Linked DNA regions of Homo sapiens: all the other regions are linked to region 4. The links are chromatin loops, found by intact Hi-C in ENCODE. Cell type or tissue: IMR-90. All regions are shown on one strand. Links, peaks and the distances in the headings refer to the core of each region. The heading gives the core; the rest is flanking DNA. Region 1 has its middle 140 kb from the start of VANGL1. Region 2 has its middle 43 kb from the start of NGF-AS1. Region 3 has its middle 47 kb from the start of VANGL1. Region 4 has its middle 39 kb from the start of LINC01765.

Region 1 (7,397 bases), core at 1,874-4,373, 370 kb before region 4:
TACCTCAAACCACCACCCTTAAGTCTCTCTTAAAGTGGATAGAAGATCTTCAGTGGCAAGGTACACTCCAATACTTTTACCCTGATAAAGTCCTATTTTTTACTTTTATACTCACTCTTGTTCTCGTTCCCATTCTTTTGCCACCCTCTACCTCTCCCCAGCTATCTCCACCACACTATCAATCTCTCTCACTCTGTCCTAGCCATTTCTAATCCTTCTTTAACAAACAATTGCTGGTTTTGCATTTCTCTTTCCTCCAAAATCGCCAAGGCCTTGACTTACTCACTGCTAAAAAAAGGGGACCTTGTATATTTTTAAATTAAGAGTGTTGTTTTTACCTAAATCAATCTGGCCTGGTATATGACAACACAAAAAAAACTCAAGGATAGAGCCCAAAAACTCACCCACCAAGCAAATAATCACACTGAACCCGCTTGGGCACTCACTAATTAGATGTCCTCGGTCCTCCCAATTCTTAGTCCTTCAATACCTGTTTTTCTCCTTCTCTTATTTGGACCTTGTGTCTTCCGTTTAGTTTCTCAATTCATACAAAACTGCATCCAGGCCATCATCAATCATTCTATATGACAAATGCTCCTTCTAGAACCCCATAATATCACCCCTTACCACAAAATCTTCCTTCAGTTTAATCTCTTCCACTCTTGGTTCCCACGCCACCCCTAATCCCGCTCAAAGCAGCCCTGAGAAACATCACTCATTATCTCTCCATAACACCCCCAAAAATTTTTGCCACCCCAACACTTCACCACTATCTTGTTCTTTCTTATTAATAAAAAAAGACACGAATGTCAGGCCTCTGAGCCCAAGCCTGCACATATACATCCAGATGCCGTGAAGCAACAGAAGAAGTGAAAATGGCTGGGTCCTGCCTTAACTGCTGACATTCTTCCATTGTGATTCGTTCCTGCCCCACTTTAACTGATTGATTAACTTTGTGAAATTCCTTCTCCTGTACAATAAGTCTCAGGAGCTCCCCCACTCAGTACCTTGTGACCCCTGCCCCTGCCTGCAAGAGAAAAACCCCCTTTGACTGTAATTTTCCACTACCCAACCAAATCCTATAAAATTGCCCCATCCTATCTCCCTTGCTGACTCTTTTTTCAGACTCAGTCCACCTTCACACAGGTGATTAAAAAGCTTTATTGCTCACACAAAGCCTGTTTGGTGGTCTCTTCACATGGACGTGCGTGACAATAGCAAGAACCCATCTTTACAAAAAAAAATTACCTAGGTGTGGTGATGGCACGCACTCATAATCCCAACTACTTGGGAGGCTGAGGTGGGAAGATCACTTCAACCCAGGAGTTGAGGTTGCAGTGAGCTATGATCATGCTACTGCACTCCAGCTTGGGTGACAGAGCAAGTTTCTGTCTCAAAAAAAAAAAAAGTATTTTGTGCAGAGTGGTAGCTATTACTATACTAGGAACAAAGGAATTTAAAATGGAAATGAGATTAGCATTAGTACCAAAAATTATGATATAGTAAAGTCATTGTTTTAATCAAGGCATATACGAAGCTCTCTGGACACACTGAGAAGCAGCGCCTAAGTGCTCTAGGGAGTTAGCTTTATTGAGTAGATGGCATTTGGCTGAAATGTAAAGAATGATGAGGACTTTTCCAGGCAGACATTGGAGAGACAGGGTGCTCTAGACAGAGAAATTGCCTGGGTGAGTAGTTTCATTATACATAAAACAGATGATCATTTGTAAGGGAAAAATAAGAAAATGTATACATTGTGTTTCTATTTAGTTTTCAGTTGACACAGGTAATTATTTCCACATACATTTCTGCCTTGATCAGAATTGTTGAAGTTTTAAAATATTTGCTAAGTCTTACCCCTGATGTAAACTAGACAATTTGTAAAATCCAAACAAATTTTAGTTTACTAATGGCCACCTTCAGAGCAAAAGTATGTACTTAATAACATTCAGTTGAGGAAAAGACAAACAGAAACACAATAAAGTGGCACTTAAATTGGCATTCAGTAATTTGCAGGGAACATGCAAAGTGTATGGAAGTGATGCATTCTAATAATGTTTCAGGAAATTCATTACCGTATTACAATGTTCCTACCGAATTTTCAAAAACACTTTATAGCGAACAGACTTGATGCTATTTCAAGCACAACTTGTTGGGATTTGAAAGCAAATCTTCGTTCTTGAGAAGAATGAGAGAGATTTAAGGAGGTGTGGAAAGAATGTTGAACGGAATCCAAAATCTCTTTGTAAATGTATTTTGAAAGAAATAATTCAGCATTGTTTTAAAATCACAGTTTCTAAAATGGGGAATAAAAATTGGCAAGTCTCAGTCTCATAAGATGCAGACTTGGCCAAAATCGTCTTTCCCTCTTTGAGGGTTTGGTTTTTTTTAAAGAAACATTTTAAGTGAAAACTCTGCTGCTGGCTTTAGCTTGTGAGTTCTTTGGGTAGAGTCCTTACACTGGTTGGAGAACAATAAAAGATTCACAGTGGAATTCACATCAGAGAAGGTGGCCCCCCAGGATGTGAGTTGAAACCAGAGTGTCCTCCTTCACTGCCATCTTCTCACCACCTGCAGTGGTAACACCCAGTCCTGCATCCATGGCACCATGATGGCCCTCATCCGAGACCAGAGACAGCACAGCCTCAGCAAGCCAAGTTTCTGGTGCCATCCAAAGGACATCAGTGACATAGAGCACAGGAGGAAGGCTTGTTTGAGGATAGTAATTGTTTGACTTCCCACAGATTATTTTGTCCAAAACCCTAAGGACTCCATTGCAAAAAAATACTGCGCCAGGAAGAGTAGATAGAGGAAGAAAAGGGAATAAGTGTGGGGTGAGAAAGGGCATGCCATGGAAGAGAAGGGAGCAGAGGGAAGAAGAGGGCTGAGGGGAAAGGGGAAAAAGGGACTGGGAATTCCGCAGGGTCAGAGGACCTTGCCAAGACCACCATTTGTTCGAAGCATGCTCTGCCCCTAGATGGTGCTGTGTAATTAGCAAGTTCAGGAAATAACCTCACTCAGCACAGAATCCCAGCTTTCCCTGTGGTGCGTTTATGTATGGGGGCTTGTTTGCATCAGTTTCCCACACAGCCCCAAATTAACTTGTGCGTGCTCCTGGCGGCTATCCTGTGTCCTTTTCTTCCCCTCCATTCTCCGTGCTCTTTTTCATCTGCTGCGTGCTGTGCTAGGTGCTCCTTGTATCTTACCTCCTGCATGCTCACAAGAAGCCTGTGAGATAGGCAGCCTTATCTGCTTCAAAGATGAAAATAATGAGACTCAGATATGTACCGTGAGAAGCTCAAGCTCTCTGAATCTTAAATTCAACAGCTGGAGCCCAGGTTTGAATCTGGATAAGTGGGACTTGCAAAGTCCATGAGCCTGAGAGTGGGAAATCTGGTGCCTAACTCTCCGTGGCCATCCCTGTGTGTCTCTGAGCCTGGTTGCCATCATCTTTACCGTGCTCTAGCCAACGACCAGCCTGTCGGCCCTCTGACCCCTCAGTCAATCAACAGTCTTGATTCATTGTGTGAAGACCACGTTGTGTACAGAGACTTGCCTGAGCCCTGTGTCAGTGAAAGTCACAGGTGGCTTCCCCGGAGGGAGATAGGTTGCTGTGAGTTATTACTTCCCCCAGGAGGAACCCAAGGTGAGTGTTTGGCTCACTGGTCATCGCAGTGACATAGCTGGGTGTGAGTAACGAGAGACAGAGAGGGAGGGGAGAAGGGAAAAAAAGGAAGAACCGAAATAAGCTAAATCATCATGAATGACTTCTGTTCTGACCAGGAAGATATTTTATTTTCCATGTAAATTTACACCTCTCAGAGCATGTGGAAGCAACAGGCTAAGAATCCAAACAAAAATCCTGTTCTCAAATAATTAGTAATCAATAACTAATTTGTACGAAACTCAAAATAAAAATTACCAATGTTATTTAGCTGGTAATAATAATCTTTGAAAAATAAAACATGACGTTTTGATTCTACGTTCTAATTTATTTTAAATTGAGAGAAACTGAAAAGAAAAGAGGGAGAGATAAGGAGGACACAGAAGCAGAGGAATGACAGAGGAGAAGGAAAACAAAAAGGGACAAAAACAGGTTCCCTGCACCACCTGGGCACCTGTGTCTTTCCTCATGACCCTGTGGCCTTTATTCTTGCTTATTTTCCTTTGTGCCTCCCTGACTCTTCTCTCTACACATATATTTAAAAATAAATAGGGAAATAAAATAGAATTCAAAGGTGATTCCCTTCCCCTGCCACAGCATATTTCCATTATTTTAATGACATAGTAATTTTCATTGCACTGAAAAAAAAAGGATTGATCCATCAATTATCAATTCAGGCAACAAACTAAAATTGAGATAATTGTAGTCTGGATTAACCACTTTTAAAAAAAATTACAAAGCTGTCAAGTGAGCTTTGTGTAGCTGAGTAGATACAGAAAAGAGGAAAGAGTGTTGTGATGCTGATAGTAGTGATAACAAGAAGATGCCTTTTAAAAAAAGTCTTAATATACCTGGCACTGCGTTTAGCAACTGGCAAGAATTAAGGGAAAAAGCAGAAAAGGATAATATATTATGAATATGTTTTCTTACCTTTAAGTCCTTCAGGACTCATCAAAACAAAGGACAACTTCATCTTCCACGAGAACAGAAGAACCGCTTCTGTTACATCTGGTAAGTTCATCTGTTATGGAAGTAGGTACAGCGAAGTGTTCAGAGAAATAACCTTCTCTAGGCCTTTCTGTAAACTGGATTTTATTAATGGTCTTGACTTCATAAAGTAGAGCAGTGTGAGAGGCAGGCATCCAAGTGAGTTAGTATCTGACTGTCAGGGCATGCATAGGCAAAAATCCTTGAGTCAAGCAGCTGTGACCCATGAATAGGAGGCCCTCAAAATCCATTTGGCTAGAGTGCTAAGACCAAGCAAGAAAACACTTAACTTTAAGTGTCAGTGCTATTGCAACCTCAATGAGATTTTATCTGTGGAGTGAATGATTAGGGGAGACCAAATTTATTGTCATCCAGAGGAAGTATTTATAAACTTGGCAGAGCCACATGTGAGAGTAGAACAAAGGCTGCCAAAGAGGTTCATAAATTGAGATGAATGATCTGCAAGTATTTTCCATTGCCTACATATGGTTATATATACACTGTGTGGCTCAAGCTCAGGATTGAATTGCCTCACACAAATGCTGATGCTGTCTTCTTTGTGGATATGGGATGGGGTGGGGAGATTGAATCAATGTCAGAGTTAGAATTGGAATGGAGAAGAAAGGATGCTTTGAAGAAGAAGCTGCATAGTTGGGGAGGAATGGAAAAAAGTGGAAGACTGCAATGAGGAGAGGTTGCTGTGGGGGCAGAAGATCCTTCATGGTAAGTTGCATGAAGGGTAAGAAAAGCCACAAGGGTTAGGTTAGAGGTAAAGTTGCAAGAGGAGATATAATTGATGTGAGGAATGACACCAAGGAAAGAAGAAGAGCAAGAAAAAAGGGAAAGGATTTAGTAGAGTGAAGAATACTCTTCGCCAGTAAGGTAAATGGGCCAAACCTGGACCACAGCCTGATTTTGCTAATAAAGTTTTATTGCAACAGTGATGCTTATTTGTTTAGTAATTGTTTGTGGTTGTTTTCATGATGCAGTGGCAGAGTTGTGCTAATTATAACAGAGACCATATCTCCCAAAGCCTAAAATATTTACTATCTGGCCCTTTATGAGAAAACTTTGCTGAGCCCTGGCCTTGATTATGGGATGTACACTCCTCTCTGCCACTCAAATGTTACTGCTCTCTGCCAAAGTTTATTTGTATTAATGGCAAAGCCTGATTCTACTCTACATGACATCTATTTGTATTTATTTTGTATAGGCTTTAAAGCTTCACCCTAGGTTACTCTTGGGAAAATGAAGTTATAAGGTATGCCATTGTTTTAGTTCATTCTCATGCTGCTATGAAGAAATACCTGAGACTGGGTAACTTATAAAGGAAAGAGGTTTAATTGACTCACAATTCCATATGGCTGAGGAGGCCTCAGAAAACTTACAATCGTGGTGGAAGGCACTTCTCCACAGGGTGGCAGGGGAGAGAATGTGTATCCAGCGAAGGGGGAAGCCCTTATAAAACCATCAGATCTCATAAGAACTAACTCACTACCACAAGAATGGGATGAGGGAAACTGCCCCCATGATTCAATTATCTCCACCTGATGCCTCCCACAACACGTGGTGATTATGGAAACTACAAGATGATTTGGGTGGGGACACATCCAAACCATATCATTCTGCCTTTGGCCCCTCCTAAATCTCATGTCCTCACAGCTCAAAACATAATCATGCCCTTCTAACAGTCCCCCAAAGTCTTAACTCATTCCAGCATTAACTGAAAAGTCCAAGTTCAAAGTCTCATCTGAGACAAGGCAAGTCCCTTCAACCTATGAGGCTGTAAAATCAAAAGCAAGCTAGTTACTTCCTAGATACAATGGGGTACAGGCATTTGGTAAATACATCCATTCCAAAGAGAAATTGGCCAAAACAAAGGGGCTACAGGCCCCATGCAAGTCTGAAATCCAATAGTGCAGTCATTAAACCTTAAAGTTCCAAAAGGATCTCTTCTGATTCCATGTCTCACATCCAGGGCACACTGTTGCAAGATATGGGCTCCCACAACCTTAGGCAGCTGTGCCACTGTGGCTTTTCAGGGTACAGTCCCCTGCCTGGCTGCTTTCACAGGCTGGCATTGAATGTCTGCAGCTTTTCTAGGCACATGATGCAAGCTGTCAGTGGATCTACCATTCTGGGGTCTGGAGGATGGTGGCCCTCTTCTCACAGCTCCACTAGGCAGTGCCCCAGTGGAGACTTTGTGTGGGGGCTCCAACCCCACGTTTCCCTTCCACACTGTCCTAGCAGAGGTTCTCCATGAGGGCTCCACCCATGCAGCAAACTTCTGTGTGGACATCTAGGCCTCTCCATACATCCTCTGAAATCTAGGCAGAGGTTCCCAAACCTCAATTCTTGATTTCTGTGCACCTGCAGGCCCAACACCACATGGAAGTTGCCAAGGCTTGGGGCTTGCACCCTCTGAAGCAATGGCTTCAGCTGTACATTGGCCCCTTTTAGCCATGGCTAGAGTGGCTAGGATGCAAGGCACCAAGTCCCAATGCTGCACGCAGCAGAGGGTCCTGGACTCGGCCCAGGAAACCATTTTTCCTTCCTAGGCCTTGGGGCCTGTAATAGGGGAAGCTGTCATGAAAGTCTCTGAAATGCCCTGGAGATGTTTTCCCCATTATCTTAGTGATTAACATCTGGTTCCTCATCACTTATGCAAATTTCTGCAGCCAGCTTGTATTCCCCCCAGTAAATGGGTTTTTCTCTTCTGCCACATTGTCAGGCTGCAAATTTTCCA
Region 2 (7,397 bases), core at 2,679-5,178, 100 kb before region 4:
TCTTTGTTTTATACTATTTTTTAGTGCTCTCCATAGACAATTTCTCCTGTTCATTCATCCTCTTATGAGGCAGGGACTATATACTATGAGTCTTTGCCAACAGCAGGGTATATGAATTGTCCTTGAGTCCATTCTAACTCCTAGTCTAATGGATGACTCCTCTGTTCAACAGATAAAGGGTAGGTTGATATTCACAGCTCAAGTTACTACCATTTTTAACAGACTTTCATCTAGTTCAGCTTCAGTGGCATTTTTTCCTAAACTCATTGTTTGAGTCTCTAATACCTTTAACAAACATGGTTCCAGGAAATCTATAGTTTCCAGCATGTATTGTTATCAATGTTGTTTTTCTCTCTGACTCTACCTACTTTACTCATGAGAACCACACCTATTTAAATGAAATTTTCCACCACTAGTTTCTCCAGCTCTTCCCTCCATTCTTTTCTCCAATTTCTGTTCATTTTTGTCATCAGAATTATTTTCTAGAAGTACACTGGCTTTTCCCAATACAATGATATTATTTTCATAACTGACCAGACTATATCTGCCTACAAATAGAGGAAGGTAAATGAGTGGTGGAAGAACAGTTTTCAGGTAGATCAAAATGCTCTACCCCATTCCCTAAATGAATGTTGTCCTGTTTTATGGTTTGTAAACATCCTCAGCCTCTGGTCAATGAAGCAGACATCAAGGACTTATGAAATTACTTCCCCCTGCACCCTAGGTGTTATGTTTCATGAAGTTAAATAAATAAAACCTGGCTGTGCCATAAAGAGAAACCTACACAAGATTTATTCCTCTAATTTAGCTCCATCTTTCTTATATTAAGGAGATTCTTCTTAGATTATAGCACTAGATTGTCCATTAATACTAATTTTTAGTGTTACGGGGTTTTGTCTTTTTTTCTGGTCCTTCAGGAATATTTATATCTTTCGGATATTTTGAGAAGCTGTATCAGAAACTGCAAGCCATATGCCATTTAAACAAGAAGACCTTTCCTTGGCCTTCACAGATTACGTGAAAATATGATGCTTTCACCCAAAGTTTGTGTCTTCCACATCCCTGATAAGTTGGCAAATGTTTCCATAGGAGGCTGGCATGCTGAGGGATTTCAAATATCTTGGATCAAACTTGAGAGTGGTGACTGCTTCATGCTCATCTCCCTACAAGAATATATACCAGTTGATAGAGGCAAAAACCAACCCAGATGACCAAGCTAAGCCTATGGTCTCAGGAAAATAGTTATATACACATCCCTTTCCTCCCTCTGACCTATCCCTGATACCAGGCCTCACTCCCAGGTCCACTTCTCTCACCATGAAGGCCAATGTTCAAAGCTTCCTTTGCCAAGTTTTAGGTTTCCTCCCAATGACAATACTTCCTCCTTCCCCAATCACCAAATCCTTGATTTTCTTAGCAGTTCCTCACAACAGCAGAAGCTGCTCATGTAATTGCTGATGAAAGGAACAAAGTGAAAACAGAGAATCCCTTGAAGATTGGGCATCCTTGGGTGGGTGAGGAATCCTTTTATTAGCAGAATTAGGTCTAGTCAGCTCTTCCTTAACATTCTGAGATATCAAGACAAGTCAATAATTTCTCATGTGCATTTCCCAGTGTTCCTCATAGTCAATGAATGAATATTTTGCCCCTGGGTTAGAATAATAATTTCTGCATCACTCCACCTGGGTAGGTGGCATTGTAGGCATCCAGAAACCAATTAATATTGTCTGCCAAGTATATGCATTTTAAGAACCCCACCCAGATTAACAAATAAACTTTCACTTACTAACTGAATGACTGGAAATGGCCAAGCTTGGGAATTCTCAAGGTTGTAGCCTCAATGATAGAACTATTAAATAATTTTGCAGTTCAGCAATCTTACTCAGGGATGATGGATATGTGCCAGTTTTAATAAAGCCTTTAGTGTTGGGCTGAAGGGCTCTGTCACTGGACCTGCTTAGTCAAAATTACGGATGACACAAAGCTGGGAGGAACCACTAGTGGGTGGATTGACAAGTTAAGATCCAGTAAACAGACAAAGCAATGGCCTGAAACAAATGGGGGAAGAGACAGAGCTTTTAACTAAGAATAAAATTATCTGCATTTAGAATTAAAACATTACATTCCTTAATATAATAGTCTAATCCCGGGAATGCATAAGTTGATAGCAACTCCTACAGAAATATCTTGAGGTATTAATTTATTAGACACTAAATATTAAACAATCATGTAATCTGATTAAACAAACAAATAAAAACCCTCTGTAATACTATCAGCCTAAATCCAGACCAAGTAGAGATTATAACCTCCCATCCACTACACTGTCAGAACCATCCTGGGGTAGTGTTCAGGTGCCATAAGTTGAGAATGCTGGAAAATGTGGGCATCCTCAGAGAAGAGCGACTTGGCTTGTAAAGAACCTAAAATATCTAGAAACTCTATTACATGAGAAAAAAATCAGATAAACCAAGTGATGGGGACTGAAAAAGAGAAGATCACTATTTTTAATGATTTCAAGTGCTATCAGATTAATGAGGCACCAAATTTACCTCTGTTTGCTCTATTTTACAGAACTCAGGCCAAAGACAGAAAATTTTGAGGAGAGAGATTTATTTCAACTTAAAAAAGAATATCTAATCAACTTCAGCTGTACCACAATGAATGGGCTACCTCATAAAGTAGTGAGCTCTTTATCATAGGAATCATTCAAGAAGAGTCTAGATGACTATCAGGAGACTTACCAAAATAATTCTTTGAGGGGGGTGGTGAGAGTTGGACAAAATAATCTCCAAGCTTAAGAAGCTCCGATTTTAAAATTATTTTATACTAAGGTTTTAATGACTAATATGTATAATAAGACCATCTGACACACACAATGACTAATGGTACCACCTCAGGCATTATCACAGACATTATCACAGGACTTGGGAGATAAAATTTTTGTCTGGGGTAGGGCAAGGAGGGTCTTCTTAATGCATTTTCACTGGCAACTTCGCTGTTGCATAAGACTAGTTTTGGTTTATTATGCTTGCCTGCATCAGTCTCCTTCCGAGTTATTGAACACAGTGAGCACAGAGAGGAAGGAAGAGAACACATTTTATGTTTATTAAGTCCCTGTGAATTTTAACCATGCACTTTTATATATATTATTTCATGTAGTTTTCAAGACAACCTAGAGCAGTAGAAAAGTATTAAGCCTATTTTACATTTGAAGATAGGACATCTAGAAAAGGTAAGAGCCAAAGGTCACCCAGCTAGTAAATGAGAATGATAACATCATGACAAAGAAAAAGCAGAAGATACATGGGCTCTTTCAAAGTCCTTCTTATGGAATTCCAGATTTCTGAGATGAAAAGAACTTTAGAGGCTCTGTATTCCAACCAACCTATCAGTAACATGAAGTCCTTCTTAGTTTTGGAAAATTGATTTTGTGCACTTAGGTCAACCTAATAAGAGAAGAATAAAGCTGACTTTTAAAACCTAATGACTCTCATGGCTCTGTCCTTCCCAACCCCTTTACCTACCTCAGACCAGGCTCCTGTTGCAGATACCCAGTGCAGATTAATGAGTGCCTGGCCTTGGTGGCAGAGTCCACAGCAGACTGTCCCCACAGGATCCTGGAGCTCACCACTGGAATCTGGAACCTGATGTAGCCTCAGGCCAAATCTCAGTTCTTGCCAGTCTAGGCACCCAGAGAGCTGCCTCTGTTCCAAACCAACCCATAGGCCTGCACCCCAGGGAGCAAGGCTCAGTGGGAAAGAATGTGTTCCTAATATCCATGTCATCAGTTTCGTTTCTTTCTCTGAATTTCCTGACTGGGCTGTGGATGCTTCCATGCTGCCTCAGAGAGAAGGCCCAAAGATGCAATGCTTTCCATGCCATAACTTCCTCTCATTCCTGCAGGCAGCTTTGGGTGCAGTCCAGCCTCAGAGCCAGTGCAAGGGGTCCTGGTGTGATTCATTGGCCTCTCTGTTCCCAGCTTATGATATATCCTGGCTCCAAAGTGAATTTTTAATCTTCATTAAATCTTTGAAGAGGAGCCCAGGAGAATTGAGTGGCATGAGGAAAAAAAAAGAGAGAGAGAGAAGGAAAGGAAGGAGAAAGCAAAATGTCTTGGTCCCTAGCATCCTTCATAGCAGGGATCAAGAACAGGTTTAGCTAGTTCTCTAAATTCTAAAACAGTAAGCTCTGCTGAGGTCTCAGCTCACTCTCCTGGCTTCTAGCACACTGTTCAAGACTCTGGAAAAAATATCAAGTTGTGTCAGGTATTCTCCCTGCCCTTGGAGAGTTCATGCTTCCTGGTAGAGTCTTTTTGGATCCTCGAACTCACAATGCTCCCTTCCACCATGATCTCACAGCACTCTACTTATTCTGTGAGTCTGCTTAAGTCCCTTATGGCATTAGAAGCTCACTAAATCCAAGAACCAGATTTTAATCATCTTTATATCCACAAAGCACTTAGCCTAGTGCCTGGCACACATTAAATGTTCAATCAGTGTAAAATGAATGCAGTCTTATTGGGGAGATAAAAGATATATAAGTACAGATTAAAAGTACGTGCTAGGCAGTACAGATGTGGAATAAATGGGGAGAACCCCAGGTGGTGCGTTATCTCACATGGCTCTAATCCCAGCTCAGCCATTAACAGCTGTGTAAACTTGGACAGGTTGCTTCTACTCTGCAGACCTTGCCAATCCAGGCACCCAAGCTTTCATGTCTGTCAAATCAAGGGGCTGATAAAGAATTTCTAAAGACTTCCAAAAAAAAAGGTTCAGAGGTGGGAGATATCTAAAGGGCTGGACTGAAAAGGCCAGTGTAAACTCAATATCTTCTGGTAGTTCCCACCCTCAACTTCTCTCTTGGAGGTAGGGCTGCCCTCTCCAATTTGCAACTCCTGATTCCTTTGCCACCAGGAACTGAAGGGCCTCAGGTGGAGGAATCCTCTTGCGAATATCTGCTCCTATGCGCTTCTCTCCATACCACACCTTGCCCATTCTGTTTCAGAATGGAAGCAAATTTTCTGGTCTCTGAATTCCTGAATATACTTTTTTCCACCATTTTGAATACTGAGGCATCTGCCCATCCCCAATTTTGAAGCACTTAATATTCCATAATTACATCTGCAATTGCATCCGGCCCCTGGGACGCAATTTATCTGCTTTGGGAATTGCAATTCATTGAAAGACTATGTTACGGGCCCTCTCACCAGCTCCTCACCTCTCAGGCCTCCACCCATTTTTATCACTGGTCCACACCTTTCCTATGTGGAAGATATTCCCCTTAATGGAGACAATGGATACAAAATTAGAGTTTTTGAGTAGTCCTGGTTTCTTTCATTGTCCATTAACATTTCACCAGCCATCCAAAACACAGGCCTGTGACTCCTTTGATCGTCCTTCCATGCTGATCTTAGTTTTAAAAGCACCTTTTGTATTCTTGTTCTCAACACTACTTGAAAACTTCATCTTCTGCAGTTTAGGAGTTCTGACACTCTTCTTACAGGTCTCTGTTAACCCTGGGTAGATCTTCCTTCCATGTGTTAGATATGAGTTCTAAATTTCTCTTCAAGGACTCAATATGTCAGTATGTTCAATTCTTTGCCTTCTACTTTTAAACTTAACTTCCTCATAAAGCAGCCTTTTTTGATTACCTGCTCCACCCTGACTCATTCTGATTGCCTGCTCATTCTCCACTCTGACTCATTCCGATTTCCTGCTCTGCCATAACCATTTTTTCCTGCCAAAACACTCACCCCATAACTCTCTTTAAATTAGCCAATCGGAATTAGTTTAGCCTGTGCTGTCTAACCCTCACCAATAGGGGAACAACACAGCAGCAGGGACCACGTGCGTCAGGGATAAGAACTCCTTCCCCATCCTTGTCCAAGTGTGCACTCACCATTGCTCCGTCTGTGAGGGCACACCCTTCTATAGAAGTACATTGCCTTGCTGAGAATTAAAAAGAAAATTTTATATTCGAATGGTATCTCTTTAGTGGCACCGAAACTTTATTTAGAACACATGTCTCATAAATGTACCTTTAGACAGCTGAACTCAACCAGAGCTCCTAAGGCAACTACGTTATTTCTTTCACCTCACACCTCATCCTCCTGAGTGTAGCTGGGACTACAGGCGCACACTAAAAACTACCTATTTCTACAGGCAGTTTCCCTCTTTCTTCCTTATCAGGGTCATTTGCAACTAAATAGCCACAATTATGACTCAGATTCTTCCAGGCTTTTAAATCTGCTTCCACTTTCAGAGCCCTGCGTTTACATCTGATTTTCTATAACATTTGCTTCACTCAATCCAAGGACGGTGCCAGAGTTCACATCCTTGCTACTTCTAAGACTATTTCTCCCAAAGTTTCTGTTATTTCTTCATCTTTAAAATTAGTTTTTTCTTATTGATAAGCATTGAGTCTAGAGTTTGGAAGCATTCTTCCAAATTTAAAATGGTGGCAGTCTCTGGGGAGGGAGGAAAGGACACAGAACTGAGGTAGGGGTGCAAAGCGAATTTCAACTTTATCTGTAATGACTTAGTTCTTCAATAAGTCCAGAGCAAATGTCTCAAAGCAGTCACACTTGTTAATTCTGGGAGTTAGTTTTACATTCATTTGTGTTAGATTATTCTCTGTATTTTTCATATATTTTTCAAAATGAAATGGTACATTTAAAAACAAGTCCACTGTGCCAATTCACTCCATGGCTTCTTCCATTTTCTAAGACAGAAATTTATAAAGTAATACCAGAATTTATCAGATATTCTACTTCAGATGTTTCAGCTCCACCTTTTAGGGCATACCCTTCACACTGGCCATACACACACACACACACACACACACACACACACACACAAATACATGTCTTTGGAGATTATTTATATAAAACATATAAAATATGTTATGGAGATTATAAATATATCCGTATCATATTGTGTGTGAATGTGTGTATAATCTCCAAAGACATATATATCCAACAGCACCACTCTATCTTCTGTCTTCCTCCCTGGGCTGAAGTCTTTCTTTTATTCATGCAATCAATCCTGGGCACCCACTTAAATCCCCATCTCCCTCTCAAGACACATTTCCTTCTGACATCTTCTATCCTGCTTTATTCTTTTTACCTTGGCTGGGTGTCCAGGACTCATTTATTACCTAATAATTTGAAGCATAATGGTGCAGTGCTCAGGTTCTTTTGCCTTTTCTTCCTGAAAGGCCATGATTTTACTTAGAGCCTACCTCGGGGGTGACTACCTTTTCTCTGTGACAGCTAGCTGAGAGTTGATTTTACAAGAAAAGCTACCCTAAACCACAGCCTGTTACCTGAGTGAGGCTGCATGAGCCCACAGGCTACCTGAATGAGTGACCCTTGATCCTCAGCCCACCTCAGGGAAGAA
Region 3 (7,397 bases), core at 1,785-4,284, 460 kb before region 4:
AAAACGTTGCCAATTCCTGCTCTAGGAGATGGGAAACTATTGAGGTGTTTTAAACAGTGAACCAACAAATATATCCCTTTGGCTAGTGTATCAAGCATGGATTTAAGAAGGGGCAAGAGAGAATCAGTAAAACCAGTTAGGAGGCAATCGAAATATCTATGAAATAATGGAGAAAGGCCTGAACTCAAATAGTAGGCGGGATAGAGAGGAGAAGACAGAGTTCTGTGAGGCAAAATCAGCATAAATCACTGAATAGCTATGGGGAAGTAAGGAAGAAGACAGACTCAAGGATAATTCCCTGCTTTCTAGTTTGGTGACTGGGAATATGATGGTTCCTAAAACAGCTAAATGAAAGCAAAAAAGTTATGATTGTTAATTTTATGTGTCAACCTGACTGCACCATGGGTTGCCCAGACAATTGGTCAAACATTACTGTCAGTACCAAAATCTGCATTTGTCAGAGTTCTGTGGGAGATTGTTTCTTTGTTTATTTATTATAGGAAATTAGCTCATGCAATTATGAAGACTGACAAATTCTAAGATCTGCAGTGAGCAAGCTGGAACTCAGGAGAGCTGATGGTGTAGTTCTAGTCCAAAGGCTGGCAGGCTTGAGACCCAGGAAGAGCCAATGTTTGAGTTAGAGTTTGAAGGTAGAAAACAAAAAAACAAAAACAGTGTTTCAGTACAAAAGCAGTCAGGCAGGAAGAAGTGGGGCAGTGGGTGCACGCTCATGGAACTCAATGGTCTCACCATGTTTTCTACCATCCTTAATCAGCTGGCTTGATAGAACAGTGGAATGGCCTTTTGAAGATTCAGTTGCAGTGCCAGCTAGGTGGCAATACCTTTCAGGGTTAGGGCAAGGTTTTCCACAAAGCTATATATGCTCTGAATCAGCATCTAGTACATGGTGCTCTTTTTCTCATAGCCAGGATTTATAGGTTCAGGAATCAAGGGATGAAAATGGGAGTGACACTACTCAGTACTACCCTTAATGACCCACTAGCAAAATGTTTGCTTCCTGTTCCTATGGCCTTATGCTCAGGTGGCTAAGAGATGTTTGTTCCAAAGGGAGGAATGCTTCACCAAGAGACACAACAATGGTTCTATTGAACTGGAAGTTAAGAATGACACTCAGACACGTTGCGCTCCTCCAAGTCAACAGCCCAAGAAGGAAGTTACAGTGTCAGCTGGGATGATCAATCTGGACACCAAGGGGAAATTGGACTACTGCTCCACAGTGAAGGTAAAGAGGAGTATTCTGGAATATAGTAGATCCCTTAGGATATCTCTTAGTATTATCATGCTCTGTGATGAAGGTCAATGGAAAAGCAAAACAACGCAATTCAGACAAGATTATTAATGGCTCAAACCCTTCAGACAAAAGGTTTATATCACCCCACCAGGTAAAGAACCACAAACAGCTGAGGTGCTTGCTGAAGATAAGGGAAATATGTAATGGGTAGTGGAAGAAGGTAACAAGATATGTATACGTGTGCATATGCGTGTGTGTGTGTGTGTGTGTGTGTGTGTGTGTGTTGAATATCTTTGTTTTCCTCCTCTTTTCCCCTTATCATGTAACATAAGATGTATTAACTTTATGTCATAGTATTTAAGTATTGCTAATTTTATATGATAGTATTTAAGTTTTGGTATGTCACAGAGAAGAGTGAACATAGCTCAAAGACATTGCTTCTTCCTCTGTGGAAGGGTTTATTGTGTTTTCTGTTGTACAAAGGACAGTTGTATCAGTGTAGGTGAAATTATGACCATGTTACCATCTTTGTTTGGAGATTAGCATGGTTCAAGTACATGCATATGCATGCCAAGTTGAGAAGGAGTAGACTTGTGCTGGTTAATTTTTTGTGTCAGCTTGACTTGGCCATGGGGTCAAGTTGGTCAAACATTATCTCTGGGACTGTCTGTGAAGGTGTTTTTGGAAGAGATTAACATTTGAATCAGTAGACTGAATAAAGCAAATTGCGCTCCCTAATTGTGAGTGGCCTTCATCCAATGAGTTGAAGGCCTGATTAGTACAAAATGTCTGCCCCTCCTTTAAGAGGGAAATCCTCCTGCCTGACTGCCTTGAGCCAGGACACAAACTTTCCCTGCCTTTATATTTGCACTGAAATATCAGTTCTTCTTGGGTCTCAAGCCTTCTGGCTTTTGGATGAGAACTCAACCATCAGCTCTCCTGGGTCTCCATCTTGTTGACTGCAGATCCTGGGACCCCTCAGCCTCCATCATTACATGAGCCCATTCTTTCTAATAAATCTCTTTCCAAATATATGTACATCCTGTTTGTCTGGAGAACCCTGACTAATACAAGGGTTATTTGGCGGTTTGGGATGATGTAAAGAGATTAAAAATTCAGAGCTGGCCATGATAATTCTGTGCGTCTGTTCTGGAGACAGAAAGCAACCAGTCAAAAAATAGCAGCTGAAACTCAAGAGACTTTGCCTAAAGATACAGATTTAGGAGTGTTCAGTACAGTTCTCAAAACTCAGTGAGTGCACATAATGATCTGTGCAAAGCAGACACTTAAGAGGCATGGTCCTTCAAGAGACTGGTTCTCAAAATGTAGTCCAGAGACTTGCCTTACAAATTCCTGAGATACTAGTTAGGAAAACACATTATTAGATTCCTCCCCAGACAAACTAAGTTAAAACCTCAGGGTCTGGAGCCCAGGAATTTTTGTGGGGGATCTCACCATGTCACCCAGGGTGGTCTTGAACTCCTGGGTTCAAACGATCCTCCTGTTTCGGCCTCCCAAAGTACTGAGATTACAGCCATGAGTCACTGCGCCCGGCCAGGAGTCCTCATTTTTGACAAGCATCCTAGGTGACCGTCACACACACCAAAGCCTGAGGAAGTGTGCACTGCAAGAAGGCAAACTGCTTTCCTGAGAGAGCTGTCTGACAGGGTGCAGGAGGGCCTCGATCACTAGGTGGCGCCAGACGCACATTTACAGTAATTTTCCAGTGCTGTGGCTTCCTCAGCCAGCATAGAAAAGGAAGCCTCATGGGGCTCCTGGGATTTCTGCCAGCACCTCCTCAAGGGGAGTGAAATACAGAGCTAGCAGGCTGACTAAACTGTAGTCACTGGCACTATCAGTCACCCCCACAATGGTCTGCCTGGAAGAGGCTCCAGTTATTGGCAGAGCGTAAATAAGGAGAATTCTCTGCAAAGCCACCCATTTTGAGCCACAGTGATCCAGCAGGCAGTCTTGGGAAGTAATGGTGTGGATTTCCCAAGACCGAGTCAGGGGCAGAGCTGTAAGAGGCCAGGGGTCCCCCCACATCCCAGACCACCACCGTTCCCAGTCAGGGTATCTTCAGAGAGGACAGAAGCAATCCCTTCTTCTGTCCTAGGAGACCTGATGGTGCTGCAATGGTGCCTAACACTGGCTCTGCCTGCCGCCTGTCTCCAGGCTCAAACAGTCTCCCAGCCTCTCACAGAACTAGAAGCTGACCCTTCCTCCACCCGCTGCTTTCCCCCTTGGCCCCCAGCGCCTCACACTTGAGCTGTTTCCACAGCAACGACTTGCATGCACCTCCGAGTCTCCATGACCTCCTACCAATCTGCACATATCCATGCTGGAGCTTCAAGCACTACTGTTGAGAAGTCGCACCCCTTGCCTGGCATTGAGGACCTGCATCTTCTGGCCCTTTGGTATCAGACTATTGGAGCTCCTTAGGCAGAGAAGTGCTGATGGAGGGGGACTGGGGAGTGAAGAGGAAGACCTGGGGGCCACTGGGCCTCTGGACAAGCACAAAGGCTTCTACTGGATTCTCTGGACCAGAGATAGCCACAGGGTCTGAGAGGAAGCAAGTCAGCTCTGTGCCTGGTTAGACTGGCGAGCCCACCCAGCTGCCCCCAACCCATCCGCCTAACACAAAGCCCAAGGGGCATCACTTCTGCTTTTCTCGACACAGAGATTCTCTAGGCCCTGAGACAATCCTTATGGTTATTCTGGCTACCCTCTCTTTCCTCAGGTCCCTATGCCTCAGTCTTGCTCTTCCCATATTCAGGGCCCCAGAAAGCAACCCATAGTCCAGGTAGGGACAGCAGCACTCCTGGGGCCCAGGGCAGGGTGTGGGAATCCATCCTGCAATAACGGGACTTGGTTGCGTTCCCAGAGTCAAGGAAACGACCACTTACAAACTAACAGGAGACAGGCCTGGAGTGGTTCCAAGGCTGGGGAAGGCTGTGGAAGGAAGGACTGGGGTCCTTGAGTCCTCACACCCAGATCCAGGGGCACCCACCTTGTATTGCTACAGCCAGTTCCCTTCTTCTCACATTCACAGCCTGCTCTCCTCAGACATACCACATGTTCCCTCATGTCCATCGCCACCTGGAGGGCCACATCAGACAGCCAGGTGTGCAGGCGCAGGGCTAGGAGGGCCCGAGTCTCCCCTGCCCAGAAAGCCTGAAATGTGAGCCCTATACTTTCTCCCAATGTGATTATACAGTTATACATTTTTTGTCAAAAACATTAATTAATAATTTATAAATTGCCCTTTTTATGATCCCGTTATAGCTTTTATCCATTTCTTTAAAATGTAGCAGAAGCTTCAACAGACAGAAGAGAACTGGGCCATTCTCAAATCGTGAAAGGCCCTGCTGTAGAGGATCCCAAAGAATCCAACATGGAGCAGGTGCTTGGGTAGAAGAGTCTTAGCTTGTAGCTCCTCCTCTCCCCTCCCCTCCTCTCCTCGCTAAGGAAACCTTTTGGGTTAAGAGAAACCCACACAATAAATTCTGGTCTGGCCTGGACTTGGAGCAGCCCAGCTTTCCCTTCACTTTCTCTAGGTGGGTGGGCCAGCTCTTCTCTGACACACAAGGAGGCTGTGGTCCACCCAAGAGGGGCCAGGTCTCACAGCCCAGCTTTCCTGGGCTCAGCAGCAGCTGCCCCGCCAAAATCCACACACAGAAAGCACTGGGGTCACTGCAGAGCCTTCTCCAGGAATAAACTCCTAGGCTGGGCTCAGTCACCTGGGGCACCCAGGTCCTCAGGGTCCCCAAAACACATACACCTAGCTGGGGAAAAATCACAAATCATGGGCCCTGACTTCTGGAGGTAAAAGCTTGGCAAGTAGAAGCAGTCACTGGGGATTCAAAATGTGTCAAAGGGCAGCAACCAGGTCAGGCAGCTCTTTCACTTACTAACATCATAGGCCCTGGGGATCCCAGGGAGGAAGTGATGATAATAATATAATAGCTACCATTTACTTTGTGCCAGTAACAGAGCTAAATGTTTTACAGACATTATCTACTTAAATCCTAACAACCAAACTAGAATTTGGATACTGTTTTTCTCACTCCATAGATAAGGAAAATTGAGGGCTAAGAGAGATTAGGTAAACTTGCTGGCTCACCCCAGAGAAAGGGATGGAGGATTCCAGCCCAGATCTGCCTCCCAAGCTTGTAGCACTAGGGTTTCATAACCTTATTTTTGGGAGAAGTGGGACAATCTCTCTGCCAGCAAGCAGATCGTGAGTGGGTCAATGCTACGAGGCTAAGAGGTGTAGCATTGTCAAGAGCCTAAACTTGACCTACCTTATTCCTGGTTTGAAAATCTGATCCCTCTTGAAATCTCAATTCAAATGCTATCTCTTCTCTTAGCACAAGCCATCTCTTCATTAATTCATTCATCTATCACTTAGCCATTCATTCATTACTTGGTCATTCATTCAGTCATCCTATTTTCAGCTCCTGTGTTGTGTCATGTGCTGCTCTTTGCCTTCAGCCTCTCAAGATAACTAAAAACATGCAAGTGCATTGAGAATCTCAGAGGGAGAGGTCTTCTGGATAGAGAAGGAATGAGGGAAGGCTTCCCCGAGGAGGCATTTGAGCTGGGTCTGGAAGGATGTTTTGGTTTGGTGTGGAAATCCTTCTGATGGAGAGGTTTAAGTAGAGATTTTAGGCAGAGGAAACAGCATACTACTGTTGCAGAACTTTCTCCTTAGTTCAGCTAAAACTGGGCTCTTGTCACATGACCAGGAAAGATTAGGCTTGCGAACACAACAGAAGGGTGAGGAAAATGGAATTTATAGGGCAAAAAGGAAAAAGAAAAAATAACTCTCAGCAAAGTGACAGAGTTCTGCTAGCACGTTTCCCGTCTCATAGATTGAGTCCTTGGTCACCACACAGGAACAGGAAAGGCCAGGCTCCTCCCCACTGCAAATGGCACAAATTTCCTGAGGTTGCACCCCATCCTCCTACTGCACAGGTGGGCATTATTCAGAAAGAATAAACTGGGAAAGGGCGAGCTTCATCCAGAACTGGCAGTCTGGTTTTTCAGCCTTCAGGCTATTTTAGGCTTGAAGGCGGGGTTTGCTGGGGAGTGCAGGGAACCCTTGGCTGCCTCCTGTCTCTATCATTACCCCTTCTAAAGAAGCACCTTTAACTGCTGTTAGAATAAGGATAAGGATAAGCATGAAGATTGATCTTAACTCCTTCCTGCTGACAGGGGGTGCTGTTTTGGGAAAACAGCAGTCAGATCTCCCTCAGAGGCCTATCTAAGGGTCCCTGGCAGAAGAGGCCATCATCCAAGGCTCTGGTTGCATGACTGTTTGGAGTTTGATGGCCTGAAGGTGAGAAGAGACAAACTGGGTTATTAGAAGACATGTATCAAAATGAAACAAAAGGGGTGCTGGTTAAGGAGAGCTAAAAAATTCCAGGGCCTTTTACCAGTTTGTACAGGGATGGGAAGGGGGCAAAAACTTGACTGGAAAAAAAATTTACCTTTTTTCTGGCATGTCAGGTTTCTGGGTTCCCTTCCCCTAGCCCAATTCTAACCAGTTTAAGGTTTGGGAAATTAACTTTTCCTACTTTGGAGGATGCATCCAAAGGAGTGTCCCATAGTATGGAGACACAGTTACTTATCAGTGAAGAGAGGGAAGAGGAGAAAGGAAAAAAGAAGAATTTTTTTTTCAAAGGAGTCCCAGGGGTTCAGGATGCATTCAAAAGGGGTACAGACTGAAGATGAACGGCTATTCATCTAGAAGAATGGGGAGCAAGGCATCCCTGGCTCCCTTCTCTTCCTAATGAATACCTGGGGTACATGAGGGAGGGAAAATGAGGCATTCCTCTTTCTTTTCACCATCCTTTTATCACCAAGTCCCAGTGACCGTGACAGGGTGCTGCCCATGGGTGTCAAAGTGGCTTTCACCCATGTTAACAGAGGGGCCTAAGGGGTGGGAGTATCTGCTCTTACCCACGTACACTGAATCTCTCCTGTTGTCAGTAGCCTTTGAATTCCCTAGATTTCATTTATGCAATGGACACTAGTGTGACCTTTATCCATGAAATGGGAAGCTTGGCTTAATTGGCAGGAATCAGTCACACTTACCTGTACTCTGCCTTTTAACCTCCATTATTGTCTGCCTCTGGATCCC
Region 4 (7,397 bases), core at 1,776-4,275:
GAGAACACCAGCATCGGCCACTTCATGATTTTTAAAATAAGAAAATCATGGACTCAGTTAGAGCCCCAAGGACCTCACAATAGACCCATATGAAGGGATTTGAGGTGAGACTTTTAATTGATACATTCATTAATTTAGTCATTCAACAAACATTTTGTGGACATCTAGTATGTGCCAGGTACCATGCTAGGCACTGGAGCTACAACCAGGAAGCAGATAGAAATGATGCCTTTCTTCAAGGAGCCTGCAGACTCATGGAGCAGGAAGCTAATAAACCTGCCATATTGGGTGCTTTACAAACACGGAGGATACATGATTTGTTTTGCCCAGAGGAGTCACTGAGCTAAGGGACTGCTTCAGATGAGCGGTGACATTTGCCCTGGACCTTAAAGAGGAAGTAGGAGTTCTTCAGGAAGAGTAGAATCAGGAGATTTTTAAAGTGAGGCATAGAGATGTCCCCAGGCATACTATGTGCTGGGGACCTAATGGGGAAGAAAGACAGTTGTGCCCAGATTGCCAAAGCCTTATCAGCCATTCTCCAGAGCTAGAACATTGTCCTATGGGTATCAGAGAATTTCAGAAAACAGAATGACATCATAAAGAAAGCACTGGATCAAGAGCCAACAATCCATGGGATCTGCCAATCCCTAGCTATGTAGCCTTGGGCAAGGAACTGTCCCTCTTGGGGCCTCAATTTCCAACTCTGTCAAATGAGATAATTGAGCTAAATGACTTTTTTTATTATTCCACAAGAATAAAGTGAAACAATTTGGGGATAGAAGCTTGGTTTAGAAACAGATTGTGAAGCTCTCTGCTTGGGAAGTTTCCCCATGCCCCTGAGCCCTTATCTGGACCATGCACAACCATAAATGTGCGTTTACATGTGTACACACTCATTCACACCCCTCCAATCCATCCTCTATTTGCTCGCCACAAAGGGGTAGGATTAAAATGCTTCAGGAATCCAAAACCTCTGTAGGATAAAGCTGACACTCCTTAGCATGGAAGACAAAGCCCTTCACAGCTCTGCAGTCTCATGTCATACAACTTCATAACTAGACCTTCAGGATCCAGCCAGACCACCCCTCCCTGGCCTCAACTCCCCTAATACATTATTTGGCCTCACATATCTGCTCCTAAGCCCATGGTGCTTTGTCTGCCTGGAATGCCTTTTCCATAGCCTTGCTCTTGGTAAGCCTCATTGGTAGACCACATTTACTCTTTCAAACTTGCTCAAGAACAGCCTCTGCAGCAAAGCTGTCCTCCCCTCCCATGTCCCCCTCCTTATGCATATTTCTATCTATGCTGGGACACTGGATTGTAATCACTGGTTTCCATGGCTCTCTCTTCCACAGATGATGAATGCCTCAAGAATAAGAGCTATGTCTCAGTGACACTTGTATCCCCAGCTCCTAGGGCTGGAGACATAGAATGCCTAGACTTCTATGTAGCTGGCCATGGAATGTCCCCAGCAGATGTAAAACTAACCACTTGCATTTTTATTTAACTGTTCTGATTGTGTGCCCCAAACTACAGGATGATCTCTCAATGTTTTGGTGGGAACTGGAAACTTCTAGAGCTAAATTAGCTGCCAGAAAAGAACTGTTCACCGTAGGCTGGAGACCCATTGTCTCCTTCTGTGTTCCCAGCTTTTCATAAATGCCACTTCAGACTGTGGGATAGGCAGGTAGGAAGGTGGGCCACTCAAACTTGTCCAGCAATGTCTTGTTTTCATGAAGTCATAGAACCTCAGAATTGAAAGGGATCCTAGAAGCCATCACAGCCTTCCACCCAGGGCAGAACACCCCTACATTCCTTACAGGTGCTCATCCAAACTCAGTAGGTCTCAACTCATCCTGGTGAGGAAGCCTGGCCTGCTCTTGACTGGTTATTAGAAAAATGCTTCCTCATTTAACCGAGGTAATCCCAGCATTCCATGTATTCCTGTCTCAATAAAATCTCATTCAAATAAGAGTCTAACAACCTAGAGTAGGTGAAAATGCAATTCAAAACATGCTGGGAGTTCTCAAAAATTACTAAAAAACAATCATCCTCTTACAATCCTTTTTCCTCATATTTCTCTTTGGATCTCCTACTCGGTGTAGAGGCTCCCAAAACTCTCCCTCTTCTGACTATTCCCAACCAAGCCCGCAAGCAGGCTGCAGCCTTTCTCCACGAGGCCCCCACCCCCATCCTGCACAACTAATGATGGTGGATACTCTCAGCCTCTCTTGCTTTTTAATTTTCTGTTGTTTCCTGTCTTACCCCACTCCCCAGATTCTGCTCTACAAAAGGGATCCCAGGAGCTTCTTGAATATTGACAACACTTATTTTTTTAATTCTTTATAACATGTTGATGGAAATAGAAGCATCTGCATGTCAGGAAGCTGTCATACTTCTCTAACGTCTTTTCTTCTCCAGTCTACACCATCCCCATTTCTTCAACTGACCCTCCAATGGCACAGCTCCCAGAGCCCCAGCACTCCGATGTGCCATTCCTTTTGATATCACCCTTGAGTAATTCCCACAGTATTTAAAAAGAGATGCACAATTATTGTGGATAATAGTAATTATCCACAATAATTCAAGTGTGGTTTCACAACACATAAGACTGTGGAACTCCATGAAAAAGAAGCTTTATGAATGAAGCTGAATAATGCATTACTTTTACCACATTTTCTTAAAAAATAAAAATAAAAAGTACAACTCTGTTCAAAACTGGACACTAACTTCCCGAGGGCCCACCACACTCCCATAGGTAGGCATGTTGTGAGTGGAACGCCGATGGACGCGGGCCCTTGGCACGACAGGCGGGGCCGAGCACTCCTAGGAAGGCCACTGTGTGGGGTGGCTTGAGGGGCTCTAGGGAAACCCCATCCTTCCCATCAAAAATATCCCCACCACCAGGACACATCACTGTCCCATGTCACTCAAAGGCATTAAAAGCAATTGGTAAGTCGCAACTAACCCAACAGGAGGAAGACACCCTCAGGAATGGGCATTAATTAGGGTCTTAGCTGAAGTTATTTCAGATATTATTGGCTACCGCTAAAGGAAGTAGGGAAAGTTCTGAATGTGCCATAGGTGAAGGTTGTGTACCTCCAGGGGGAGCATGAGGTGAGGTGAGGTGAGGGGAAGGCAATGAGAGAAACAAAGGGTCCATGTGAAGAGAATGATGGCGCCTGGTAAGGAGACTGGCCTGAGCCGTAAGTGCGTCTGTGCTGCTTGGCTCAAGCTGCCAGCAACGGGAGCGTAACTGGTTTCACAAGGCTCCCAAGTGGAGCCACACTGCTCGCGGCCTCCAGTGAAGCACACGACCAGAGTGCCCTCTAGCGGGGGGAACGAGCGCTCACCACCCCTCAGGTCCAGGTATTAATAGATCAGCATGGACTTGAATTTTCCGTTACCCTGCTTCAGTCATTTGGTCAACAAGCATTGGTTGAATTCCCACTATGTGCTAACACTATGATAAACACCAGGGGAACATGTGAGTAGGCATGATCACCACTCCCAAGAAGTTTATGGCCAGACTGAGGGGGTAGGACGAGTCGGGGAGGCGTGGGTGCCAAGGATGCAGGCTTGCAAAGGCAGAAGGGGTGGATGGGCCAGGAAGGTCTTCCCAAGAGAGCAGACCCTCATGCTGAGGAGATGTTTGCTGGACAGACAAGTGGGGGATGGGCATTAGCACAAATTGGAGATGTTCTGTCCCCACCTGGAGAAAGAGAAGGTGGGGGTCATGGCCAGAAAGGAAGCTGGAGAGGGGCGGATAGGGGGAGATCATGGAGAGCTTGGCCTTCATTATAAAGATGACAGGAAGCCACAGAGGCATCAATCAATTTTGCAGATTTATAAAAGGATCACTCTGGTAAAGGGAGCAGCAGCTGAACTGCAGGGAAGCAAAACAGATGCCAAGTTTAAAAACGAGGGCCAAAATTAGGATCAAGATGAGGGAACCGCAAAGGGGAACAGATGCGAAGGAAAGAAGGTCAGCAGGACTTGGTGCAGATTGGGTGTGGAGGATAAAGGAAATAGAGGGGTCTCCACTGTTAGTGGAGAGGGGACTCGACTAACTCTCAGCTCCAGCTTGGGAGGCTAGCTTGATGGTGATGTCATTCGTCAAGCCAGGAGTAAAGGAGAAGGAGCAGGTTAAGAAGAGAGATGGTGAGTTCAATTCTGAACATGCAGAATTGGATGTGCCTGCCAGGGACACCAAGAGGAAATTCTGGGAGGTAACTGGTAATTGACTGTTTAGTCTGAAGCACTGGGAACTGATCTGGGAGTTGGCAGTGACCTATGGCATTGGAAGGGAAAAGCTCTCTCAAGGTAAGCACTCAACATGAAGAGAGAAAAGAGCTGAGGACAAACCCTAAGGGAAAGCTAATGCTTAAGAGGCAGTCAGAGAAACAGCAGCCCCGTGGAGACTACGGAGATTGAGGTGGAAAGAGAACAAGAAAAGAGCTGAAGCCAGAAAAGAGGGAGCTGCAAGAAGAAGGGTGTGACCAACTTCATGAAATGGCTACCAAGACAATGTCTTGTAATGAGTTGAAGAGTCAGTGGGCATGAGAGAGGGAGTTTGGTCTTGCCGGCATTCAGCTTTGTGATCTCTTCAATTTGGATTCTTAAAATGTCAGTTTTGTTTCACTCTACCGCTCTGTGTTCAGGACACTCAGGTAACTATTTCTTAGGGGATGCAAATCCTTGCTTTGGTAATACCTGTCACAAGACTATGAGAAGGATTCAATAGGATCATTTACATAGAGCACCTAGAAAATTGCCCAGCACATAGTAGGCACTCAAAGCTTCCTCCCCCACTGAAATAACATACTTAGGAAAGTAAATTTAATAGAATACAGATGCACATTAGATTAGCTGGTCTCTAGGCTGACCAGGTCATGGCTTCCACCACTGAACCAGGTAACCAAGAATGGTGTCAGGTCAGTACATAAACTCCACCAAGTGGGCACTGTGATCCGGTGGCTCATATGTTTGCTGGGGATCAGAAATTGGATCCTGATATTTAGATTCCTTACTAACCTTAATGACTCATTACAACAATACTGTAAAGATGGATACCATTATTCCCTATTTACAGGTGAGGACACTGGACTTACAGAGGTTCTATAACTAGCTCATTGTCACACATTCTGTCTTGCAAAATGGGGTCCCTTTTTAAACTGTGTCATCTTCAGGATGTCCCTTTGGAAGATTTAGGATGAGAGGGAATGTACAGGTGTGCTCGCAGGCACACACACAGACACACACACACACACACACACACACACACATTGTACTGAATGGTAGCCACTCTGAGCCAAAGCCCAGTTTGTTCTCAGCCCTGCAGCTAGCTCATTATCTCATCCTTACTAAGCTTCTCTCATTGCTCAGTGCCTCAGTTTCTCTATTTGGAAAATGAGACAGAATAGTCCTGTGCTTCCCCACTTCCTTCTAGGGAGTGGCCCTGATGAGATCATGTCTGGGTTGCAGGATCCATGGAAATAGGTGAAGCCAGGATGTGACACTGAGCTGTTTGGCTTGGACAGGGGGAAGGCCCATCCTCTGTCTCACTTTGAGTGGATGTGCACATTCAGAAGCCCCAGACCAATGTTACAATGCCTAATGATCAATTATTCACTTCTGGGGCCTAGAACAAATAGGAACCTGGGGGTTTTAACAGTTTTACACAATGAGAAGCAAGTAAATAAAAGCTATTTAATGATAAACCTTCAAACCCAAAGGTGCTAGGCCAAGTTTAACTAAAATGGCATAAGGTCTGTAAGTTGTTATATGGATTTGGGGACCTGGTTTCTTTACCCTGCCCACATTCTTAGCTTTATCCCTCCCTCTGATTTTAAACTAGCCCCATTTCCAAGTGCCGAATCCAAACAAAGAAGCTGAGGACAACTTTATTGGATACAGTGTAAAGAAATCTCAACAGGGCTCCTCCAAAACATCTCACACCTGAAGGTTATCAGTCTTACATTGTCTTCATCACCCCCAGCAGGTCTCCCTTACCTCTTTCCCACCCTTCTTATCTGTCCCTTGCCCTCCGCTTCCCTATGTCTATACACACATACACACACACCCCTCTAGCCATTCCAACTGTCAAGAGGGGCAAACCACCCTGAAGGTATCTTGCCCCACAGCCTTCGGAGGATACTCATGTGTCTGGAATGTTCTCTGGCCACCTCTTCACCAAGCCCATTCTGCCCTCTCGTCTACCTGCTCCTGAAAATCCACTTCCTCTTGAAGGTCTTCTTAATTAGATAAAAGCAGCTTCCCCAATCCCACCTACCTCAATCTATATCTTATAGCTGTTCCCACAAACCACTTTCCTATCGCAATTATTCACTCATCACTTTTTCTAACCTCTAAAATGCACTTAACCTTTATGTGTAACTGATGTTTATTCTCTACTGGTCAGTTATGTAACTTTCTGATGTCTTCCCATGTTCATGTGTGTCCCAGACTTATATAATGTCAGCATGGGAAGACAATGAGTTATCTGGCAGCAACAAAACGGCATTAATAAGGAATTTGTAAAGATGAGAACAACGATGATCACATTCTACAATTATTTATTGAGCTCCTCCTATTTGCTCAGCAGTGTGTTATCTTGGGGTTGCGATGTGAGACAGCCATTAAAAATCTATGAAGTACAGTCCTTACAAGAAGAAAATGTTATCAATTTCTCACTGAACACTACAATTCGGAATTTACAAAGCATTCTCCAATATTGGCATTGGACCTTCATTTCTGTTAGATAAGTTGGCCATGGTTGCTTATCATCAGATGTCATCATTCCCATTTTACAGGTGAGGAAATAGAAGTGTGGGGACGTTCGTGGCTTGTCGAAGTTCACATAGCACAAAGTGTCAGAGCAGGGACTCCTGAATATGGATCCAGGGTCTGGGGAAGCAAAGAAAGTAACACACCCCCAGACACAAACACAAGCCTCTAAGGGAAGTAACCAAAACTGTAGGTGATGGGTGCCAAAAGAATACGTGTAGATGACACATGTTACAGGCATGCAAAGAATCACGATGAAGAGTGAGCCACACAGAGAGTCTCAGGCAGACAAAAGATAAACACTGCCCAGAAACGGCCTTTGGGGACAGCACAGAGTTACAGCCCTTCAGGCCAATATCCTCTGCTCTGAAACAGCATCACACTGCTTCATGTCGGGCACAGAAAACAACATCAGCATTCTCCAATGAATCATTTTCTGGGCACCAGTATTAGGAAATAGTTTGACTTTAAATGGCATCTACATCCTGAAGGAAACTAAAAGTAGCACTTTCTACTGCCATGACCCATGAGTTCTTCCAACTGGACTCTCCAGGAAGGGGAGGCAGTGCTTTCCTCCCTGATCCCTCGGTCTCCCCACACTCGGCGCTCTC

The links. A loop is a pair of places that touch in the nucleus more often than their neighbours do. Peaks named below come from ENCODE experiments on the same cell type or tissue, not always from the same donor. Only the 100,000 strongest peaks of a DNase experiment are listed, where the experiment ranks them.
Region 1: it touches region 4 in a loop (5-fold over the local background); 17 of 110 quality-filtered maps call a loop at or near these places.
Region 2: it touches region 4 in a loop (2.8-fold over the local background); 3 of 110 quality-filtered maps call a loop at or near these places.
Region 3: a loop joins it to region 4, with 9 times the contacts of the local background. A loop is called at or near these places in 97 of 110 quality-filtered maps.

The regions. Positions count from the first base shown.
Region 1 is chr1:115,502,958-115,510,354 of GRCh38, reverse strand. No RefSeq gene overlaps it. Among named protein-coding and RNA genes, the nearest start is that of VANGL1, 140 kb to the left of the region's middle. In IMR-90, for the core only: a CTCF peak has its summit at 2,978 (motif pointing right); a DNase peak (open chromatin) is centred at 2,994.
Region 2 is chr1:115,236,034-115,243,430 of GRCh38, reverse strand. No RefSeq gene overlaps it. Among named protein-coding and RNA genes, the nearest start is that of NGF-AS1, 43 kb to the left of the region's middle. In IMR-90, for the core only: no CTCF peak of the experiment used is centred there; a DNase peak (open chromatin) is centred at 3,860; H3K27ac peaks cover 287 bases.
Region 3 is chr1:115,591,559-115,598,955 of GRCh38, reverse strand. No RefSeq gene overlaps it. Among named protein-coding and RNA genes, the nearest start is that of VANGL1, 47 kb to the left of the region's middle. RefSeq lists an enhancer at 2,794-3,088. In IMR-90, for the core only: a CTCF peak has its summit at 2,953 (motif pointing right); a DNase peak (open chromatin) is centred at 3,035.
Region 4 is chr1:115,135,009-115,142,405 of GRCh38, reverse strand. No RefSeq gene overlaps it. Among named protein-coding and RNA genes, the nearest start is that of LINC01765, 39 kb to the right of the region's middle. In IMR-90, for the core only: a CTCF peak has its summit at 3,326 (motif pointing left); a DNase peak (open chromatin) is centred at 3,265; H3K27ac peaks cover 136 bases.